Regions from separate parts of the Homo sapiens genome. Here all the other regions are linked to region 2. The links are chromatin contacts, found by Hi-C or POLR2A ChIA-PET in ENCODE. All regions are on one chromosome and are shown on one strand. The core of a region is the stretch at or near the end of the contact, and the rest is flanking DNA. Distances in the headings are between cores, read along the strand shown. Region 1 holds the start of SCNN1A (sodium channel epithelial 1 subunit alpha). Region 2 holds the start of CHD4 (chromodomain helicase DNA binding protein 4). Region 3 has its middle 19 kb from the start of CD27.

Region 1 (3,739 bases), core at 989-3,488, 230 kb before region 2:
GAAGGTACACTAACTCACCATTTTTATCATACTTATCCCAGTGTGCCACAGTTACTGGCTTATATGCCTGTCTCTGCTATCTTATTTTATCTGTCTCCACAACACAGCAAACTACCTGGCCTTCAATAAAGGGCTTATGAATTATTCATGAATCCATTTTGCCAGGTGCCTAGCCCTGTGTCTGGCTTGAAGCAGGTGTTCCCAAGGTGTGGCATGGCTGAGTGAATACAAATAAAAGGTATACAAAAGCACTCAGCCCTGCCCTCCTCTCTTCTCCACGCTTACCACCTGCTCCGGTTTCCAGACCCAACATTGGCAAAGAGCACCGATGAAACCCAAAAGTTCAGGACACACCCAAGCACGTAAAGGTCAGGCACCTGGGCAGGTCAACAGTGCAGCATTTTAGCCTGGGTCTTTTGGGGGAAGAGCTTCACAAGGAGCTGCTCTCTAGCCTGACCCATTCTCCTTGTTCTGTAAGGCCCCTGCCCCCAGCCTTTGGGCTCACTTGCAGCCCTAACCTCCACGATCCCCCTCTTTGCTTTCTCCATAATAAATTCCCCTTCTAAACAAAGACTGACAGCACCACCTCCACAGCACCTGCACGGTCTCGCCTCCCCTCACCTAGCCTCACCCCTCCATCAGACTCTCCTGCTGAGGTGGACGAGGTCTTATACTTTGCTGGCATCTTGCTCCAGAAAAGGGATGCAGCTGAGCACACCCCTGCCCTTTTGCAAGCACTCCCTCCCACTTGCAGGAGGGAGAAGGGAATGGGAGGGAAGGAGAAGAGAGGGCAGGGGAGGGCAATGCTGCTCCAACAACCACACTCTGGGTGAGCCTGGGGTGCTAGGATGGCTCCACTGGGCAGGGACGCCAGTCCAGTAAGCTGGAGGCTCCTCATTTTGCCAGCAGTGAGCTCTACCTGGGACAGGGGTGTCAGTTCCCACCCTCAGGTCTGAGGCTCTGCCTGCCCAGTGAGCACCTCAGCACCCTGGACCACCCTTCCAGGCGCAGGCACCAGGGAAGGGGCAGAGGGACTAACCGACCTGTAGGGATTGAGGGTGCAGATGGTCACTGCGGGGAAGACGAGCTTGTCCGAGTTGAGGTTGATGTTGAGGCTGACGGGGTAGCTGAAGTACTCTCCGAAAAGCAGGCCGAATTGCCAGTACATCATGCCAAAGGTGCAGAGCCACAGCACTGCCCAGAAGGCCGTCTTCATGCGGTTGTGCTGGGAGCACACCAGGCGGATGGCGCCGTGGATGGTGGTGTTGTTGCAGAAGAACTCGAAGAGCTCTCGGTAGGAGCGGTGGAACTCGATCAGGGCCTCCTCCTCCGCCGTGGGCTGCTGGGGCGCCGCAGGTTCGGGGCCCAGCCCCTGCTCCTCACGCTTGTTCCCCTTCATGAGCCCTGGAGTGGACTGTGGAGGGCTAGAGTCCTGCTCCTCCAGCTTGTTCCCCTCCATGAGACCTGGTATGGGCTGCAGAGGTCTAGGGTCCTGCTCCTCCAGCTTGTTCCCCTTCATGAGCCCCGGAGTGGATTGGGGAGAGCAAGGGTCAGGGTCAAGGCTGAGCTCTGGGCCCTGAGTGCCCTCTCCCATCACCCCTGGAACCCGAGTGAGGCTGCCCCTGGCCATGCCCATGTCCCACCCTGCGCCCACATTCTCCCACTCCTCCCTCCCTCCTCCACCTTTCCTGGAGCCAGCAGACCTGCGGGAGTTGGGGCCAAAAGTGCCGGAGCTGGGCTTCCCTAGAACGGCCTCTCCTCTGCTTCCCTGATAGGGCCACCTTTCGAGTTTTGTCCTAGCACCTCCCTTTCTGTCTCTGCCCCCTTCCTTTGGTCTTCTTCCTCCAGGATCTGTGTCTCAGCTCCTGCCTCTCACTCCCTCTCTATCTGCCTTCTGTTTCTCTTTGGGTCTCTCCTGCTCTCCTCTTTCTGGCCTGCCTCCTCTCTCTAATCCTGCCTCTCTTCCTCTCCCCCCCTTGCCTTGCCCCCTCTCACTCTAGGCCCTCAGCTCCAGCCTCTGGCCCTGACCTCGAGCTGTGTCCTGATTCTGTCTCTGCCCCAGGACTGCAGGGCTCCAGGAGGTCTGGGCTGCCTCCAGCTTCCCACTCCCAGGTTGCGGCTGGACTGGGACTGGTTCCTTTCCAGTTGAATCTGGCAGCCAAACCTCTCCTCCCCCTCACCTGACAGGTGCAGCGGCCTGGCTGGGGAGCCCGCCCGCTGGCCGGCCAGGGATGGAAGCGACAGGAATCTCATTAGCATCTCAATTAAAGGTGAGCAGGGCGGGGGGAGGGGCTGAGGAGGAGTCAGAGCCGGGAGTTTTCCGAAGGAAGGAGGGCTCCCGAGGGCAGGTGAACTGGGAGTACTGGACCTGAGAAGGCGGACTCTGGGCAGGGGCTTTAGACGCAGACAGGCAAGGAGGCTGGGGGACAGGATGGCAGGTGAGGGGCAAAGATCTGAACAAGTAGAAGGATCCTGAGCCCACAGCTAGGAGGGCAACACAAGGAGAAGGGGCCAGCCAGGCTGAGAGGGCCTGGGTGGGGAACCGGGAGGACAGGAGGGCAGAAAGAGGGAGACAATAGAGAGGGACAGCGAAGGACAGAGAGATAGGGATGGAGGAGGGGCACTGAGTGAGTAGAGGCAGGTGGGGGGCAGTGGTGGGGGCAAATAGAAGGAGCCAGCACCAAAGGGAGTCTGTCTCCAGGAAGGAGAGCAAGGGGGGAGTCCCAAGTGTGCTTCCAGGAGCTAGAGGCTCAGCAAGTGGGCAGCCCTCCAAGGGCACCCACAGGTCAGCCTCACCCTCAGGCCCTGCAGAGAAGAGAGAAGAGGTCTCTGCAGGTCTCCTCCCCGCTCACTAAGTGGGAGCAGCGCACTCAGGTGGGATGCGTCTGCCTCCTCCTGGTCCCTCCTCTTTCCTGCTGATTCCTCGCCACCCCCTCCAACCTTGTCCAGACCCGGGAGGGGCCCAGGTGAAGCTGGGGGCTAGGCGGGGCCCTAGGACATTCTGTTCTTTTTTACACTGTTGGCTGCCAGGCCAGGAATGTGTAATCGCCCCTGCTGTGGTCACAGAGTTGCAGGAATGTGGGCAACCAGAGGCAGCGCGAGGGCCACGCAGGACACTGTGGACACAGACCCGGAGCCCAGGAAGAGGCAGGGAAAGCAGGCACTGAAGGTGCAGGGAGGATGTGGCCAGCGCTGGAAAGGAAGAGGGTGGGCATGGCACACGCCTAGACAGGCCCTGGGAGGAGGAGAAATTCGTTGATGGGCTATATTTTCTCCAAAATCTCTTTCCAAACTTAATGCAGCAAAAGGATAAGGAGTGGAGTGCCAAGTGGTGAGCAAGGAGAGAGAGGAGGGTCAGAGAATCAGACCCAAAAAGGGCTGGAGGAGACTCGGGAGAGCCACCCACACAACCCAGGCCCTGCACGCGGCAGGGAAGGCTGCCGCTTCCTCACGGGCCCCACAGGAGGCAGCCCAGAGTGCAGGAATGTGGTCACTGGCTTGTCCTGCCTCCCTCCACAAGCCAGCAGACAAAGGCCCAGCCTGAGCATTGATACACACCGGGGGAGGAGATAGGCCTGCAATACAATAAGATAAGGTTTCTATTTGTACACTTTAAAAGATTGTCTTTAAAACGGACTTCTAACAAAAGTGCAGATCTCAGATTTCTCAGAGATAAGACATAAGAGCCAAGGGCTAGGGGAGCCTAGGGGCTCACTGCAGGAGACTCAGGAAGCCTTCC
Region 2 (3,677 bases), core at 118-2,617:
CAGAGAGCTCCCTCAACTGGGAACTGCAGAGCATTCCTCAAGACAGAGTGCAGCAAGCTGGCATCTCCGTGCCCAGGAGGCACATGGCTTCCACCCCCCTCACACCAGAGCTCCGCAGAAGGGAACCACTCCCTTCGGATACCCTCCACCTCCGGCTCTGCACAGAGACAGCGGAGCAACACAGCCCTGCCTCACCAGAGGAGTCACTCGGGAGAGCCCCAGATGTCTCCTTCCCGCCATGGGCCCTTGGGGAAGATGTTACCTGGGTGGGGTGGGGGCAGGCTGTTGTTCAAAAGTGCATCCATATCCTCCTCCTCACTGCCCGCCGAGCAGGGGGACGGGGAGCCCAGGCCCGACGCCATCCCCTTCCGCTCCCGGCCAGGGAATTGGCCCAGCTGCTCCTGCCGGCGGCCTGAGGACCTCTACACTGGCCCGAGTCACTGTGCGGGGGAGGGGGGAGAAACACAGAACAGTCAGTGACGCGCACTGTCCCCCTCCCCCACACCCACCCGCTCTTTCCGCCCCCCACCCCAGCCACCCTAGCAGGGCACCCGAACCGCTCAGGCTGAACTTAGTTCCACACTCCTCGGGGGCAGCCCGGAAGCCGGCTCCCCGGCAGGCGCCCCCACGGAGCGAGGGAGCGACGCCTCCGAGGGCAGGCTGGTGCAAGCGCGGGGAGGGGAGACGCGGGGCTGGACCGAGCGGGGTGTGACGGGGGAGGGGGTCCGAGTGGCAGCGGCGCGGGGGGGCCAGGGGAGGCCGCAGGCGGCGAGGCGCTCGGGGACACAAGGTCACTTGGGGGTGGGGGGGCGCCTCCCTGCGCCCGGGGAGGGGCCAGTCCCCAGACAGGGCAGCTCTCCAAAGGCTGTCCTCTGGGACAACTCAGGTTCTCCTCAAGAGCTGCGGGGACGAGGGGGCGTGGAGGCTCGGGCGCTGCGGGGGGCCGGAGGCAGGGACGCGGGGGGCGAAAGCGTCCCACCGGGAAGGGGGCCGGGCCACGTGTCCCGGGGGGCAAGTGATCAAAGGGCGAGGGGGTGGGCGCCGGGCATTGTGGGAGACCAAGCCGGAGGCGGGGGGTCGCGGGGAGCAAGACTCCGGCAGGGTTAGGGCGGGGGCTGGGGAGGAGGCCGGGCGCCCTGCAGGGCCAGGAAAGGAAGGGTCGGCTCCTCTGGGCAAGGGGCGGTCCGCGGGTCCGGAGACGCCTGAGGAAGGGGCGGGTGACGGGATGACCCTCGGGGCTGGTAGGGCCGTGAGGGGCGTCTCTTTGGGAACCCCGCGCTCTCCTCACCCCGGAGCCGCCGCAGGTCGCGCTGGGTCCGGCTCGGTGTCACTCCCGCTCCGGCTCCTCCTCGCCGCGGCCGAAGGGGGGAAAATGGCTCCGGCTCCAGCGTCGCCTCTTAAAGGGCCTGAAACACCGGCCGGGAAATCCCACCGCACAGGCCCCGCCCCCCCACGGACAGCCCATAATAACCTCAACCAACTCCAACCCCCCCCTTCCACTACCGCCACCCTCCTCCCCAGGTCTCCCGGGCAACCCCCGCCCCCTCGTCGCTCAGGCAACCACTGGCCACGCCCCCTTCGCAGCGGGCGCGCGCGCGTCACCTGGGCAACCGCCCACCTCCTGGCCATCCCATAATACACACGGACACCCCCCCCCCCAACACACACACACACACACACACACACACACACACACACACACACAACACACACACACCCTGCCCCCCCACATTTCATACACATATGCCAGAGACTGCTGACATCTCAAAATATTGCAGACCTTTTGCAACTAACCCTCTTAGACATCCCATAATAGACATCCTTTGCCAACTTCTTCTTCACTCTTGGACCTAATGCTAACATCCCATAATAATTCATCACCCCTCCCTCCCCATGGCCATCCCATAATAAGCACCCCTCGCAGCACTTATGCCTCATATCCCATAATATTCAGCCCCATCCCCCACAGACATCCCATAATAACCATCCTTCATCCACCCCCAGTTTGATATCCCATAATAGTCAGAAACTCACCCCCCCCCATACTACAACAACGGACACTCGGCCTCCTCCCACACACATCCCGTAATAATCAGTCTCCCACTTTCTATACTGACATCCCATAATAACTAACCCCCTAGAGCTGCCCTCAGTCCCTGCAGGCCAGGGTCTAGAGGCTCACATCACCCCCAGCCTTCCCTCTTCTAGCTCCACAGCCTATAGTAAGTACCCCTCCTCTATCAAAAAGATAACCCATAATGATCAACAGCCCTACTGTCGCCCCACAGATGGACATCTAATCTCTTTTCCTCTAACACTGGAAAGCTATCCCATAATAATTTTACTCTCCTACCCACATCCTGACATCCCATAATAATTGCAAGGAGCCCGTGGTCAACCAAACATACCATAATACTCCCAACACAACCCAGTGTCACATCCCATAATGCTTCATCTCCACTCTACCACCCCTATACCCTTCGAGCCAGGCATCCCATAATATTCATATTCTTCCCACCCCCATCTCCAGGCGCTGTCAGTCTATTCTAACACCCAGAGCAGGGAGGGCCAGGCAGGCTACCCACGCTTCCTTGTCCCCGCCCCCACTTGCACACACCTTAATCCCTTTCTGGGCCAAAGTAGTATCCTGGCAAAAAGCCTCCTGATGTCTGGGACCCCAGCTTCCCTCATACCATCATTTCCAGACACTCGGGGGCTGGGAGCCCACCTAGGGCCCCACCCAGTCCCACCAAAATCTAGGTATTTTCCAGATGCTTACCTCCAGCTCCTAAGTTTTGAGGAACACCAACCAACCAAAATACCAAGCTGACAGATGAAACATTTACATGAAGTCTAATTCACCCTACAGCATCCCATAATAATTACCAACTCCCATCCAAAGACTATCTCTCAACATTCTAGCAATCCTCCCCCTCACCACATCCCCAGGTCAGGGATCTTTCACCAACACCCCCAGGCCATTCCTGGGGATGGACATCCCATCACGATGTGAACTCAGGTTCCTGCTCTATACACACCAAGAGTGAAGGCCTGCCCTCCCGCTACTCACCACTACTCATGTTCATTCAACCTGTGTTGACAGAGTACCTAGCAAGGCCGAGCTCCGCACCATGGAGAATCAAGGAAGACCAGGGGGCCTCCCTTCAAAAAGCATAAGCAACCAAGCAAACTATGATACACGACAGAATGGTGCCAAGGGAGAACTGCTGAGCACTGTTTCCCAATTTCCTGTTACAGAAAATAAAATCCCACTGGTTCCAAGAGAGAACATATCCCAATAAGATTTATCGTGGTCCTTCTAGAGGCTGGAAGATGATACTTAAAGGATTTATGGGTATAGACCATAGTCAACATGATCTCCTATCTGTTCCCTACTTACTAGGGGATTTTTCTTGGAAAGCAATGTTCATCCATCCAGCATTCCTAATACTGAAATCCTATAATATGTTCATGTCCTTCCTTCTTAAGAGACTCCACAATATACCAGCATTGTTTCCCTCATTCTTGAACACCAAATCCTGCTTATCCTCAATGTCCCATATTTTTCAGGCACTTTCCCATTTTATATCCTGAAGTCTCATAGTATCTCCAATGGCCTCCATCCTCATCTTGTTGGGGCCACATTCTCCACCTCAAAAAAAAAAAAATCTTTAGTT
Region 3 (3,789 bases), core at 892-3,391, 180 kb before region 2:
TCCCTCCTCCCTGGGGAAAATCTCTGCCCTGGATGGGTAAGATCCTGACCCTGCGTGAACGTGGCATGCGCTTCTGTTCTCCACTCCCTGGAGTTCCTCCTGAGGCCGTGCAGGATCCTGTCCAGTGCTCACAGGCATGAGCATGACTTCAGGGTTGTGAGCAGAGCCCTGCAGAGGTATGCATATGGCTATGGAGTGGTGACCTACTCGGACAGAAAGAATAAGGAAAGGATCCAGTAGCCAGGCCAAAAGGAAGAGGCACCAAGAAGGGCTGCAGCTTGAGGGTGGAGATTCCAGACTTCCAGATACTCTAGTGGGGGTACGATTTGGACCCAGGAGGCAGGTTGCAAATCTAAACCCATCAGAAGCATATGGACTCTTCTTTTGATTAGTTGTCAATGCGAAAAAATTTTTTTAATTTTTAAAAAGGGTATAGACTTAGACAAACTCAGAACTATTAAATTTATAATGTAGTTTGAAACATTTAAGGGAACATTGTACTAAACTGAGAACTATATAGATGTACGCAGGCCCAAGTCTGGCTTCCTAGCCTCAAATCTGGCAAATAAATAAGGTTAGCCTTCCTGAGACGGTAATCACAGATCACGGTCATACACTGCCCACTTGAGTAAAACCGTTCCCCTTGGGGACGAGTGTTCTTTTAACCCCAAGAAGGTTTGGAATCAATCTTTATGATGGCTTTTACCCTCTCAACTTAGCTAAGACGAAACCATATTTCTTGGAAATTAATCCCTGTATGGTTCTGGGTGAGGGTTGGCCACAAGAGAAATGTAAGATTTGAGAGGTAGGAAAACAGAATAGGAGCGGCCGTCGTGCTCTGAGGCCAGCATGGGGTGACAGTCATCTGCTGGCTCACCTTGTCTGCACGGATGGCAGCCAGACTGGCAGCTCTTCCAGCTCCCGTCAGATCGCCTCCTTCAGCTTCTCTAATTCTTGGCCACACAAGTGCAACTCCGTGGCAAGGAGTGCTAGGTCCTTCTGCAGACACCCATACCATCGGGGTGGGTGGTGGTGAGGCACAGACGCAGGCTCCGGATGGCCTTTGCCCTGCCCCCACTTCACATCCAGTGCTTCTCCCAACTGACCCATAGTGACCTCAGGTCCACCACAGATACGGAGGCCTCCAAAGACTCCTTCCCCAGCTGCCATGATTGATTAAGGTCTAATCTCTAAAATAAGTTCCTTATTCCATAACACTCATAGTGGTTTTGACTCTCTGGTCAAACCTTAACTGATAAAAATCAAAAGTGATGAAGCAAATCAAACTCATGCTAAGTTTCAAACAGGTTTTAACCACTGCATGCATTTGGTACTTAAAGTTTTTGTAATGCTTAAAAGAATCTGACATATATTAATACTTAAATAGGAAATGCATGAAACTACAGAAAAAAAAATTAAAAAAATTTTAAACAATTTGACATAGAAGTATTATAGATTAGCCTCATTATTATATTAATATTTAAAATGTATAATTGCCGGGCATGGTGGCTCATGCCTGTAATCCTAGCACTTTGGAAGACTGAGGCGGGCAGATCGCTTTGAGCCCAGGAGTTCAAGACCAGCCTGGACAACCTGGTGAAACCCTGTCCCTAGTAAAAATGCAAAAACTAGCTGGGCTTCATGGCGTGCGCCTGTAGTTCCAGCTACTCGGGAGGCTGAGGTGGGAGGACTGCTTGAGGCGAGGAGTTCGAGGCTACAGTGAGCCGTGATCACACCACTACACTCTAGCCTGGGCAACAGAGCCAGACCCTGTCTCACAAAACAAAAGAAACAAACAAACCACACAAACTTGCAACATCCTGCTTCTTGCAGCTCTCCCCATCCGGCCCACCCCATTCCTTTGGCGTGAAAATATGATGGGGTCTCCTCAGCCCTAGAAGCACCCACACCGTTCAACCTAAAGCTCCCACTGACTAGCTGAGCTCTCATAAAGGTGAGATTTGTCGCATACGCCTCCCATACACCTCTTCCTAGTAGATTTCTTCACTCTTTCCCTTCCATTCTGAGCACGGCCCCACTTAAGGAACTCTCAGCTCTCATGTTGCCCTATCCCAGTCAAGAAGGAAGTTGCTGGTGATCAAGTCATACTCCAGTGAACACTGACTGGCACCTCTTCTGCATCAAGTCCTAGCAGGGCATTCACCCGAGTTACCAAACATGGCTGCTCACACCCGCCCTCCGAGGCCAGCATCTGCATCCCCATGTGACAGTGGAAACAAACCCACGGAGCCTGAGCAACTGGGCAGCCAGCAAGTGACTGAGCAGAGAGACGGCCTTGGACGCAGGCCAAGCAGCACAGATTTACTCGAATCATCCTCCGCTCCTTCAGATTTTCACCAGCTGATTGATCCTTGGACTTCCCCCCCAGGCTTCTCTGACATCACCAGCCACCAGGACCCTGCCTATGCCTGTGGCCTGCAACATTCCTCTATGCACATCAAAGTAGGGAGCATCAGGCCGGGTGCGGTGGCTCACACCTGTAATCCTAGCACAATGAAAGACCGAGGTGGGCAGATAACTTGAGACCAGGAGTTCAAGACCAGCCTGGCCAACACGGCGAAACCCCATCTCTACTAAAAATACAAAACAATTAAGCAGGGATGATGGTGTGTGCCTGGGGTCCCAGCTACTTGGGAGGCTGAGGCATGAGAATTGTTTGAACCCGAACCCAAGGCTGAGGCAGAAGTTGCAGTGAGCCAAGATCGCGCCACTGCACTCCAGCCTGGGTGAGAGAACTCCAGCCTGGGTGACAGAGGGAGGCTCCATCTCCCAAAAAACAAAACAAAACAAACAAACAAAAAAAACAAGTAGACAGCATCAATTCTGGCCAACTTATGGGTAAAAGAGAAGGCTGCCACAGCCCTTGCCCTTTGGGAGTGCCTGTCCCTTCAGTAGCTGCCCCAAAAATCCTGCAGAAGAGAAGGGTCAGAGGAAGCACCTGTAATAAAGGGTGAGGCCCCACCAACCCACTCTCTTCCTCTCCTCTCCTAGCCGAGGGAGCCATCAGAGGCAAAGGGAGTGTGGGAAAGATTAGTCAGACATGTTTCCCTTTGTGTCACAGAGTCAAACTCTCCATCCGTGACTTCAGAAAAGTCACAAGAGAGCCCCAGCAACGGCCCACAGGGTGTCATAGCAACACGCCTACACCTCAAGGTGCCACCTTCCAACTCTGGAGAAAACAACTGCCTTCTTCAAATGTCAACTGCTACATGGGCAAAGAGCAACTTGAAAATGAAATTCGGGGCTGGGCGCAGTGGCTCACACCTGTAATCATTTTGAGAGTCCAAGGCGGGTGGATCACTTGAGCCCAGGAGTTCCAGACCAGCCTGGGCAACATGGCAAAACCACATGTCTTCAAAAAAATACAAAAAGTAGACAGGCATGATGGCATGCACCTGTAGTCCCAGCTACTCGGGAGGCTGAAGTGGGAGGATCACTTGAACCCGGGAAGTGCAGGCTGCAGTGAGCCGAGGTTGCACCACTGCACTCCCCACTCAGTCTGGGTGACAGAGCGAGACACTGTCTAAAAAAAAAAAAAGAAGAAGAAAAAAAGAAAGAAAGAAAATGAAATTGAAATTAGGGGCCGGGCACAGTGGCTCATGCTTGTAATCCTAGCACTTTGGGAGGCCGAGGCAGGCGGGATCACCTGAGGTCAGGAGTTTGAGACCAGCCTAACCATGATGGTAAAACCCAGTCTCTACTAAAAACACAAAATTAGCTGGGCATGTGTGGCGCATGCCTGTAATCCCAGCTATTCAGGAGGCTGAG

What was found. Hi-C counts contacts between places; a loop is a spot of excess contacts on that map. ChIA-PET counts read pairs that join two places held with the same protein, here RNA polymerase II (POLR2A). Pooled maps may share reads with other maps.
Region 1: a pooled map shows a loop between it and region 2 (11-fold over the local background). The contact joins the promoter of SCNN1A here to the promoter of CHD4 in region 2. A Hi-C loop is called at or near these places in 2 of 50 pooled maps. POLR2A ChIA-PET finds 5 or more read pairs at or near these places in 3 of 52 experiments (A549, H1 and WTC11).
Region 3: a loop to region 2 is called in a map of B cell, with 22 times the contacts of the local background. The contact joins the enhancer-like site here to the promoter of CHD4 in region 2. A Hi-C loop is called at or near these places in 2 of 168 maps with a recorded cell type or tissue (B cell and mammary epithelial cell), 13 of 37 single-sample maps with no recorded cell type and 14 of 50 pooled maps. POLR2A ChIA-PET finds 5 or more read pairs at or near these places in 5 of 52 experiments (B cell, GM12878, H1 and 2 more).

Annotation. Positions count from the first base shown.
Region 1 is chr12:6,373,325-6,377,063 of GRCh38, forward strand. SCNN1A (sodium channel epithelial 1 subunit alpha) reads right to left here and starts at 2,239. Exons shown (of 13, transcript NM_001038.6): 1 at 2,181-2,239; 2 at 1,044-1,513. The coding sequence starts at 1,459. LOC105369626 (a long non-coding RNA gene) reads left to right here. Exons shown (of 4, transcript XR_931591.3): 4 at 1-251. It also overlaps a transcript of LTBR not described here. RefSeq lists enhancers at 646-1,250, 3,067-3,671.
Region 2 is chr12:6,606,012-6,609,688 of GRCh38, forward strand. CHD4 (chromodomain helicase DNA binding protein 4) reads right to left here and starts at 1,368. Exons shown (of 40, transcript NM_001273.5): 1 at 1,289-1,368; 2 at 263-440. The coding sequence starts at 362. It overlaps LOC124902867 (a long non-coding RNA gene), which reads left to right. Exons shown (of 2, transcript XR_007063193.1): 2 at 3,104-3,299. RefSeq lists enhancers at 1-98, 1,839-1,988 and silencers at 449-498, 679-738, 1,149-1,248.
Region 3 is chr12:6,423,995-6,427,783 of GRCh38, forward strand. No RefSeq gene overlaps it. Among named protein-coding and RNA genes, the nearest start is that of CD27, 19 kb to the right of the region's middle. RefSeq lists enhancers at 2,834-2,943, 2,984-3,223. Within about 2 kb of position 2,142, at least 13 of the 41 ENCODE cell types and tissues checked have a DNase peak (open chromatin) inside an H3K27ac peak, as active enhancers do; they include B cell and GM12878, where a contact is called at or near this core.